2 separate regions of the Homo sapiens genome follow, and region 2 is linked to region 1. Evidence: chromatin contacts called from ENCODE Hi-C or POLR2A ChIA-PET data. All regions are on one chromosome and are shown on one strand. Each heading gives the region's core, a stretch centred on a gene start or an enhancer-like site at or near the end of the contact. The rest is flanking DNA. Distances are from core to core; before and after follow the strand shown. Region 1 has its middle 18 kb from the start of TCF23. Region 2 holds the start of SNX17 (sorting nexin 17).

Region 1 (5,236 bases), core at 2,736-5,235:
TTGATAGAAGCCCTTTTAAATATGTGAGTTATATGGCAAATAGTATCTTCTCCCAGTCTGTGAACTTGTCTTTTTCACTCTCTCAACGGTATCTTGTGATGAATAGGTGCTCCTAACTTTATGTAGTATAATTTCTCACTCTTTTCCTTTAGAGTTAATGCTTTTTGTGTCTTCTCTAAAAAAATATTTCCCTATTCCAAGGACATGAAGGTCTTCTCTTATAATCTATTCTTCTTTTTATATTTTCCATCTCTTTCTCCCTACGAACTGAAATCTGGTTAATTTCTAAAGATCCGTCTTCTGATTTGCTAGATCTATTTCTTTTTCTTTTTCTTTTCTTTTTTTTTTTTGAGACGGAGTCTCCCTCTGTCGCCCAGGCTGGAGTGCAGTGGCATGATCTTGGCTAACTGCAACTTCCGTTTCCTAGGCTCAAGTGATTCTCCTGCCTGAGCCTCCAGAATAGCTGGGACGACAGGCGTGTGCCACTATGCCCGGCTAATTTTTTTGTATTTTTGGTAGAGATGGGGTTTCACTATATTGCCCAGGCTGGGCTCGAATTCCTGACCTCAACTGACCCGCCCTCCTCAGCCTCCCAAAGTGCTGGGATTATAGGCATGAGCCACTGTGCCCAGGCTGCTAGACCTATTTCTAGCAGTTTCTAATCATCCACTGAGTCTCTAATTAAAATATCATATTTTTAATTTCTAGAAATTCTATTTTTTCCCAATTCTGCCTGGTTATTTTTGACAGCCTCTTATTCCTGCATTGTCTTTTCAGAATTCTCTTTCTTTCCTTAAACCTATTAAACATCTTTACTGTATATTCTATGCCTAAACATTACATGATTTGCAATCCTCTCAAGTGTGATTCTAGAGTTCAATGGTACGGCTATTGCTCATTTAGAGTGACATGCCTCCTTCTGACTTTTAAAATTGTTTGTTGTAAGCTCAAGGTTGTTGGAATTGTATCCATGGGAATCCTTCAAAGCATGGATTTATTTATTACTTATTTTTATTGAGTCAAGGTCTCGCTCTATCACCCAGACTGGAGTGCAGTGGCCTGATCATGGGTCACTGCAGTCTCAACCCCCGGGGCTCAAGCAGTCATCCCACCTCAGCCCCCTGGGTAGCTGGGACTACAGGCATGTGCCACCACACCCAGCTAATTTTTGTATTTCTTGTAGAGGTGGGGTTTCACCATGTTGCCCAGGCTGGTCTTAGACTCCTGGGCTCAAGCCATCGGTCTGTTTCAGCCTCCCAAAGTGCTGGAATTACAGGTGTGAGTGGCCGTGCCTGGCCACTGCATGAATTTAAAACGTGTTCCTCCAGAGAAGGTTTGCACCTGCTTGTGCCAGGAAACACTACTAAATCGTGACCACTTTAAAATTTTGGCCTCCCCCACAACAAAACATCCTTACTGAGGGTGTTGCCTTTTGAGGATCCCAACTTTGTGACAGAGTCTCTGATCCAACTTCCCATTTCGAATGGGCCCTAGGTGTTGTCTCCTGTCCCCAGGTGTGGCCCGTAAGACCCAGGCCTTGGGCACCAGGAATTTGCAGATATTGCAAAGGCAGCACTGACTTGAGTGCTGGCTTACCATTTTTTGCTACATGCTTCCTTATTCTTTCTCTTATTCTTTTCCCTTACTTTTCTGCCAGGCAAGCAATACTTTTAAGAATATGTTTTTACGATTTTAGCCATCATTTTGAGTTTCTGTACCAGGAGAGTTTCTCTGAACATCTAGTCTACCATAGTGTCAGAAATGGGTGGAGGCTTGGGCCTTTGTTACAAGCAGGTTTTTAAAGGCAAAAAAGAGGACAAGGAGTGGGCTGATACAAAGTTGTTTGTCAGGAATTCTCATTGGTTTACAGAAATAACATTGATTAATGATTGGCTGTACAGTGTTGAGCTATAGAGTGTGGGTTATAGAGGACCAGAAGTGGCAGGAAATGGAAGAACAAATCTTAGAGGAGCCAATTTGGGGAGGTTTTAAGCTTTCTAAAAAGCCAATTAAGTTTTACATTTTCATCAGCAAAATCATGCCAACCAGAAAGCAGAGGGATCAAACTTTTTTTTTTGTAAGAGGTGTCAATCAACTAAAAAAAATTCCCAGAAACAGAATCCAAAAGAGAAAAAGCAAAGAGCCCCCAGCCTCACATATAGCCTGGGTATTGGCTTGTAAACAGAAAAACCAAACTCTGTGAAATATATTAAAGAAGTTTATTCTGAGCCCATATGAGTGACCATGGCCAGGGGAATAGTCTCAAGAGGTCCTGAGAAAGTGTGCCTGAGGAGTCAGGTTACACTTTGGTTTTACACATTTTAGAGGGACAGGAGTTACAGGCAAAGATATAAATCAATACATAAAAGGTATACATTGGTTTGGCCTGAAAAGTTGGGACATCTTGAAGTGGGAGCTTGCAAGTCATGGGTGGGTTTTAGAAATTCTTTAGTTGATGGTTGAGAGAGTTAAGCTATTGCTTAAAGACTTGAATTCAGTAGAAAAGAATGCTTGTGTTAAGGTAAGAGGGTCAGGGCAGCATGGTGGCTCACACCTGTAATCCCAGCACTTTTGGAGGTTGACATGGGTGGATCATTTGAGGTCAGGAGTTCAAGACCAGCTTCGCCAACACGGTGAAACCCCCTCTCTACTAAAAATACAAAAATTAGCCGGGCCTGGTGGTGCACGCCTGTAATCCCAGCTACTTGGGAGGCTGAGGCACAACAATCCCTTGAACCTGAAAGGTGGAGTTTGCAGTGAGCCAAGATCATGCCGCTGCACTCTAGCTTGGGCAACACAGTGAGACTCTGTCTAAAAACAACAACAACAAAAATGACAAATAAAAAAGGGAGTCACGGGTGCCAAGGCCCTTATTATGGAGATGAAGCCTCACAGGGACCAGCCCTCAGAAAGAATAGATGGTAAATGTCTCTTTTCAGATTTTTTAAAGTGTCAGCCTCTCAGTTAATCTCTCCTAGATCTTGGAAAGGCCTAGAAAGGAAGACCTGGTTGCAGTGGTGGAGATTCTCTACAGATACAAACTTCCCCCACGAAAGACAGCTTTGCAGGACCATTTCAAAGTATGCCAAACAAATACATTTTGGAGTAAAATATTTTTATTTCCTTCAGGGCCTGTAATCTGCCATGTGGTGCTAAGCCACAGTCAGGTTGGAAAGTAAGCCACAGTATACTGCGTTAATTTTAAAAACCCAGTTAATGAGATTTTATGGTTTGTTGGGTATGATTTAACCCTTGCCTTTCATGGCCTCTAGCAGTTTCTAATCATTCATTGAGTCTTTAATTAAAATATCATATTTTTAATTTCTGAAAATTCTATTTTTCCCCCAATTCTGCCTGGTTATTAGATTTGTTGGAAATAAAGCTCAGGAAATAAAGCTTGCAAAGGAAATGAGCACTCAGATAACTTCTCTGCAAGGCAAAATTTTACTTCTATAGAAGGGTGCTACCTGCATGCAAGGCAGAGGCAAGGGAGCACACTGAACAAAGGAGAGCAGGCATTTTTATCCCTAATGCAGACCCTGTTCCTGGGTCCTCCCCCGGTTGGCTGGAGTCAGACCGCACGATCTAAGCTAATCCCGATTGGCTAGTATTGACATCATCGAAGGAGGCAAGGGTGGGCACTTGATGGGAAGGACGGGCACATAGGTGATGGGACATGCTTGGACGTGTTTGGGTGCAACAGAGATAGGGAGGGCTGATAGATGGACAGGTAACATTACTTTCAGAATAGAACAAAGAACCAGGAACTGAAACTTTTGAAGAGAAACTGTTTGTGCCTAACAGATTGTTGTTCAAAATTTGGTATCTTATTGCCACAGATACTCTCTTTTGCCAGTCTTATAATCCCTGTTTTAACCACAATGCTTGTCAGTTGTGCCTAAACACCAAAAGGGAGGAGGGGTATAACAAGACATGTCGGACCTCACTTCCCACTGTAAACCAAAAATAAAAGTCTAAACCCCCAGTCATCTGAATGGACTCCTCCTGTCCCTAAAGGGCATTCCAAAGTTAACCTGAAACACTAGTTCAGGCCATGATGGGAAGGGGGTTCAGACATGCCTCATGATACCCTCCTCCCTTTTGGATTTACTGATAGAACAGACTCTTTAAGTCTGATAAGAACATTTACAATCTATTCTCTCTGAAGCCTGAGACCTGGAGGCTTCACCTGTATCATAAAACCTTGGTCTCTACAACCCCTTATCTTAACCTGGACATTTCTAAGTCTTTAGACAGTAACTTAACTCTTTCAACCAATTGCCAATCAAAAAATCTTTAAATCTACCTAAGACCTAGAAGCCCTCCACCAGCTTCTAGTTGCCCTGCCTTTCTGGACTGAACCAATGTACATCTTACATGTATTGAGTGATGTCTTTTTTTTTTTTTTTTTTTTTTGAGGCAGAGTCTCGCTCTGTCGCCCAGGCTGGAGTGCAGTGGTGCTATCTCGGCTCACTGCAACCTCCACCTCCTGGGTTCACGCCATTCTCCTGCCTCAGCCTCCCGAGTAGCTGGGACTACAGGTGCCCGCCATCATGCCTGGTTAATTTTTGTATTTTTTAGTAGAGACGGGGTTTCACCATGTCAGCCAGGATGGTCTCGATCTCCTGACCTCATGATCCACCCATGTCGGCCTCCCAAAGTGCTGGGATTACAGGTGTGAGCCACCGTGCCCAGCCAAGTGATGTCTTATGTCTCCCTAAAATGTATAAAGCCAAGCTGTGGCCCAACCACCATATTCTGAGGATCTTCTGAGGGCTGTGTCACAGGCCATTGGTCACTCATATTTGGCTCAGAATAAATCTCTTCAAATATTTCACAGGGTTTGACTCTATTCCTCAACACCTTTGTGGCTGGGAATTCAGTTTTTCAGGTTTCTCTGGGGTCCCCTTGGCCAATAGGGGGTCTGTTCAGTCAGTTGGGGGACTTAGGATTTTATTTTTCGTTCACAAACTTCTAGTTAGGCTGACTTCTGACCACAGAGCTCTTGAAACTTTTTTTTCAAATCTATTATTATTAGATTTCATCCAGGATAAAGAGAAAGTAGGTCTCTCATTCAATTTGCATGGTTTTAAAACCAGTTTTTTCCAATAGTGCATGCAAATGAATTATTTTAGGCATTTCAAAGGACCCCCATTTTGACCACTGTTGCTTATGACTATTCTGGGTTATGCGGGTCCGTTTTCCTAGATATTTACAAAAGGACACTCCATTATGT
Region 2 (5,545 bases), core at 3,046-5,545, 210 kb before region 1:
TAGGGAGAGTAGATATTGTGCCAGCAGCACTGATAGTATTCTAGGAACTTCCCCACAAATTGGGAACAAAGACACGACAGCAGTTTTCTTGGGAGAGTGAGTCACCCGTTATTTTCTTCAGGGGAAGGGTTCTGAGGCAGCTCCAAGCTCACCTGAGCATAAAGCAGGTTCAGGCCAACCCGGTTCTCCATGACATCGTCATCATAGGCAGAGTCCCAATAACTGTGAGGCCAAGGGGTGGAAAGGGGTAATGGGGCTAAGCTGGGTTAAGGCAAGAGGTAGAATGGAAAATGGGCAAAACAGGAGCAATCTGGAACTATCAGGGGCTAATGGTATAGTGGGAGGAAGCTTGGGAGGCCTGGCAGAAACACCCAGCACTACACCCCCTTGTCCAGATTATTCTGTCTCAATATGTGGCCCAATAATCCAATCCAGCACAGCACCTCCCACCCCTCCCCTTCCAGGCCCAGCCCTGACCTCTTCCTTAGCACAATCTTATACTCTTGACTCCGAAGGCTGGTGACAGACACATAAGGCAGCTCAAACTCTTGCAACTTCCGTACAACTACAGGTTAAAAAAAAAAAAATGAAAATATAGTGAGATTTAAAGGAAGGGAAATCAAGAAAGAAGTGCCCTGAGGCAATGTTCATTCTGGGGGTGGGGGTGGGGAGTTAGGGGGGCTGCAAACTCTACTGAAGTACCCTTGTACTGCAGTCAAGTCCAGAGAAACTCACAAGAAAAGGCTCCATCCTCTTTTTCTCGAACTAAGAATAGACTAAAGTATCCAATCAAGTCATCTGGAAGATCCAGCTTTGCAGCTACAGCCTGGGGATAGGGATAGAAGTACAGCTCATCATACTGGCTGGTTCCAATCATTCTCCAAGCCCAGGACCCCAGGATGTAGGGGAAGAAGGGGCAGTGCTGAACAAGCGCCTCACCTCCAGGACATCCTCAGTCTGATCTGAAGTTAGCACGTTGACCAGAACTTTCTGCCCGTTGCTGAGCAGCACTTCCAAGGACACTTCCTCTGTGGGGACCTGCTGTGTCTCCTGTTGTGAGCACACATGGGGATGGGAAGCACTGCCTTGTCCCTTGCCTTGACCTATGCCCAACTCTATTTCTAGGTCCCTTGTGTGTCTTTATTCTCAGCTGCTTAAATATAGGCTGTGATTTCTTTGATTTCATAAGAATAGAAGTTCCATTCCATTAAAAAAGATGACTCCTCTGTTATTAAGATGACATGGCCTGGCTGGGTGTGGTGGCTCACACCCGTAATCCCAGCACTTTGGGAGGCCAAGGCGGGTGGATCACCTGAGGTCAGGAGTTCGAGACCAGCCAGGCCAACACGGCAAAACCCCGTCTCCACTAAAAATACAAAAATGAGCCGGACATGGTGGCAGGCGCCTGTAATTCTAGCTACTTGGGAGGCTGAGGCAGGAGAATCGCTTGAATCCGGGAGGCGGAGATTGCAGTGAGCTGAGATCGCACCACTGCACTCCAGCCTGTGCAAAAGAGCAAGACTCTGTCTCAAAAAAATAAAAGACATGACCTTCCAGCAAGGTCCTTTCCTTAAATCTTGGTCCCACCCAAAGCCCTACCTGTTGTGCCCGACGCAGGAAACTGTTGAAAGTCTCGCTGCTCCCAAGCAATGGGTCTTGCCGAACTACGAGGACAAGAGAACATTATTACAGGAACTTAGCACTCACTCTTGGCTCCCCAGTCCTCCTCTCAGTAGGTTCCCCCGACCCCATTTCCTGGGCTGATGGTGGCCTGCCACATCCCCCAGCTGGCCTCACCTCACTCACTGTTTGCATAAATTCTTCACCTGCCCCACCCTTGGCTGCCATCTAGGTGAGTCCAGTCTATAGAACTAGGGAAATAACAATGATGTTAATCTAAAGCACATCAGATACAAATTAAGTTCTCTCCACTGATATTAAGACTAGTGTTATACTAGTATTTCTCATAGATGTTAGTGCCCAAATTGTTTTGCTAGTACACAGAGTTACACATCCTCGTACACTATTTACTTTGCTAACTGCATAACAGATCAAACAAGAGCCTTCCTAGATCTAGAAATTAAATCAGGCCCTTCCACAGAACCAGCTGTTTTTAAGTCTCTCCCCATAGTCCTCAATATAGTCAACCTAGTTTCCTGCAACCACTCACCAGCTTGCATGTACTTCTCTAACTGCTCTCTCCTCTGTTCTACCTCAGCAGGAGTCAGAGAGAAAAGCTTCTTTGGGGGGAATGCAGGAAGCACATTGGCCCCATACTCCTTCCGAAGCTATTTAGAGAAAGAGATACAACCCTTCACATAAACACAGAAAATGAGATGAGGCAATCTACATATGCTCATAATGTTCTCTTGGGTGCCCCTCCCTTCCCTCAGTCCCTGTTCCCCTGTCTACCCTGGTCATCTGAGAAACAATTCCTTTGACAGCGGTAGCACCTCAAGGGAGCTGTCCTAGATATAAGTTGTGCTCTATTTTACTGTGTACAAGTCAGCCCCTCCACAGTACGGGGAGGATTTGTACTGGGCCAGGACCTATAGGGAGCCCCTTGACCACCTAGCAAGACTGTTCACTGAACCCTTAAAGGAAGGAAAGGGCTTTATAAAGTGCACAGTTAATAGCTAAGTCTGTTCACAAAATATCTTAGGACTTAAAGGGACTTTGCAGATCAAAGAATCCATCTTTCAGTTGTAGAAACTGAGGCCCAAAGAAATCAGTTTCTACAGGCCTCATGCCTGTAATCTCAGCATTTTGGGAGGCAAGGTGGGTGGATCACCTGAGGTCAGGAGTTTGAGACCAGCCTGGCCAACATAGTGAAACCCCTCTCTACTAAAAATACAAAAATTAGCTGGGTGTGGAGGCAGCCGCCTGTAATCCCAGCTACTCAGGAGGCTGAGGAAGGAGAATCGCTTGAACCCAGGAGGCAGAGGTTGCAGTGAGCCGAGATCGTGCCACTGCACTCCAGCCTGGGCAACAAGAGAGAAACTCCGTCCCAAAAAAAGATATCAGGTAACTTGTTCAGGGTTGCACAACTAATTATCAGTGGAGCTCTACTGAGTTAAATAGAGTTTAAGATCTGGTAAGGAAGGAGGAGAAACATTGCATCACAGATACATAACGATAATTGGCACAGCTAAACACACTGAAATGAGCCGAAGAACACAAAAGGAAATCGGTGAATCGTTTGTATAAGCAGGGAAAAGAATTTCAAGTTGCCGCTCAGATGACAGAAGGAATGTGCTTTGACAGCCTGGGTGGAGGTAGTGGGGGGAGGGGTTGGTTTGTCCATGCAGGGGTAAAGGCTACTAGAGCAGTAAGACTGGACAGAAAACCAGAATATAAGAACAGGAAGGAGCAGTTGTTGCGCGGACATTAAGCTTCTTAGGGAGTTCCCGGAAATGTCAGACAAGATAAACCAGGGCCCTACCCTGTGGCAGTGATTAAAGGGGAACTACAGCCTACGGGAACAAGAAGAGCGGGTAAAGGGAGACACTGATGTCCACGTGTAGGGAAGGGCTTGAAGCTGTCTCAAGGCAGGGGTGCTAGTCCCACCTGCTCGTGCAGCCCCAGGAGCTGGCTGTAGCGCACCCGACAGTGCAGGACTCCATTCACGTGAATGTTATAGGCCTGAGGACACAAAAGTAGTCAAGCATTTTAGGGTTGCGGTCTGCGCAACCCCCCTGAGAACCCTGGCCGGAAGTTGCCTGGCAACTCGCCGGAGTAACGCGCTAATCTCCCGAGGGATAGTTCGCTTGTTTTCGCCAGGGCCAAGTCCCAAAGCTGAAGAGCCAGTCCGGGGGAAATTCGGACGCTTGTGTTGCAGTCTCACTGCCCAAGAGGCCAGTGACGCCCACCAGGGCAGCTGCGGCCTAGCTCGGGGAAGCGACCCGGCCTAAGGGCCTACAGGAGCTCGGGCGACCACTGCACGAATCACACACATGAGATAAGCTCCCAGAGAGGCCGTCGGGAGTCGGCGGCCCAGGACCAGGCCCGAAGGGTGGCGGTCAGGCCTCAGAGGCCGCTCCGAGATGGCTCGGGCCCGTTATCCCCGCCCCTGCCCGGCCCGGCTCGGCTCCGGCCGCTCCTCACCACGTAGGCGGAGCCGCCGCTGTCCCCGCTGCGGGACTCGGTTTCGGGAATGGAAAAGTGCATGTTCCCTACGGCACGGCACGGCCGGGCTCCGGACTGTGAGGGCCGCAGCGGCTCTGCACGCTCCCCCTCCGCTGCTCAGCGAGTCCCCGCAGCCTCACTCGCCATTTTGGGAGCCCTGCGATCCGATGTGGGAAGGCGGTGGGACGTCGGTTCTGGGACGCAATCGCCTGGGCATGCTGGGAACTGTAGTCTAAAGGGCAAGAGCCACCTGTCCGGATAGGGAGCCCAAAGTGGAGTTGGCCCTCATTGCAACCCGTAGTGCGGGGCGGGGCCTCGGGGCCCGTCGGAAATTGTAGTCCGATTGGGGCTGCGCGCTTCGCTTCTGCGGCTCAGCCTCCAGCCCAGGTGGCGCTGTGGACCCTGCAGCCGCGGAGCGAGGCAGCGGGGCGGCTCCGTGACCACGGCGGGCGGAGCCTAGGACTGAGGGCGATGGCTGCTGTGGCCGTGGCTGTTCGCGAGGGTGAGTGAAGAGCCGGGCCTGCCTACTGGTACGCGGAGCCGACGAGCTCCGGACAGCTAGTGCCGGGCCTTGAGCGCCTTTGGGCCCCGCCGCTCCGTTCCAGCGCCACGCTGGGCTCCGGTCTACACAGTCTCGAGCGCAGTCCCGCGCCGCGCACCGGCTGGTTGCTGTGAGGAGGGTCGGTGACCCCTCCATTCCTTTGATCCGCCGCGCAGTGCGTCCCCACGCGGATCCCTGGCTCGCCTCGCGCCTGCCGGCGGATCCGTGGTCATGCCAACCCAGCAGCCGGCTGCGCCGAGTACTCGTGCCCCCAAACCCTCCCGGAGTCTCTCTGGCTCACTTTGTGCCCTGTTTTCTGATGCAGACTCGGGATCCGGGATGAAGGCGGAGCTTCCCCCTGGGCCTGGGGTAAGTGAGGCTTCCCTCCCAAGCCGCCTGCCAAGCGCTACGCAGGAGGCTGTGCCAGCTTTATTCCGCCCCAGCTCCCATCCCGTGTCGGTTTATTTCTCAGTAAAGCCAGGAGATTTTACAGAGGTCTTGCAACCCTAGGGATATATGATTCTGTCCCTGGAGGAGAAACGTCAGCCTCTGTGGATGTAAGCTTGCAACAGGTAGCTTGTGGAAGTTAGGAAGAACTAGGGATTTAACCATGTGGAAATCTTGTAAGCATCCAATAGTATTTGTTCCCCTTTGGAATTGTTGGGGAAGAGCAGTATCCTATGTCTGTGTCTCAGGCAGTGGGGAGGGAAATGACCAAAGAAGAAAAGCTGCAGCTTCGGAAGGAAAAGAAACAGCAGAAGAAGAAACGGAAGGAAGAAAAGGGGGCAGAACCAGAGACTGGCTCTGCTGTATCTGCAGCCCAATGTCAAGGTGAGTGAGGGGTCTCTTTTAAAGGGCTGGGGTGTGGAGCTGGTAGAG

Evidence for each region. A loop is a pair of places that touch in the nucleus more often than their neighbours do. ChIA-PET counts read pairs that join two places held with the same protein, here RNA polymerase II (POLR2A). Pooled maps may share reads with other maps.
Region 2: a loop to region 1 is called in a pooled map, with 3 times the contacts of the local background. The contact joins the promoter of SNX17 here to the enhancer-like site in region 1. A Hi-C loop is called at or near these places in 2 of 50 pooled maps. POLR2A ChIA-PET finds 5 or more read pairs at or near these places in 5 of 52 experiments (GM12878, H1, activated CD4-positive, alpha-beta T cell and 2 more).

The regions. Positions count from the first base shown.
Region 1 is chr2:27,163,925-27,169,160 of GRCh38, reverse strand. No RefSeq gene overlaps it. Among named protein-coding and RNA genes, the nearest start is that of TCF23, 18 kb to the right of the region's middle. RefSeq lists an enhancer at 3,460-3,769. Within about 2 kb of position 3,985, at least 3 of the 41 ENCODE cell types and tissues checked have a DNase peak (open chromatin) inside an H3K27ac peak, as active enhancers do; they include GM12878, where a contact is called at or near this core.
Region 2 is chr2:27,369,366-27,374,910 of GRCh38, reverse strand. SNX17 (sorting nexin 17) reads right to left here and starts at 4,295. Exons shown (of 15, transcript NM_014748.4): 1 at 4,105-4,295; 2 at 3,568-3,642; 3 at 2,171-2,288; 4 at 1,600-1,664; 5 at 940-1,050; 6 at 736-826; 7 at 478-565; 8 at 153-222. The coding sequence starts at 4,167. EIF2B4 (eukaryotic translation initiation factor 2B subunit delta) reads left to right here and starts at 4,573. Exons shown (of 13, transcript NM_001034116.2): 1 at 4,573-4,627; 2 at 4,992-5,035; 3 at 5,362-5,497. The coding sequence starts at 4,597. RefSeq lists enhancers at 3,913-4,002, 4,223-4,282, 3,404-4,365, 4,303-4,392, 4,613-4,892 and 1 more.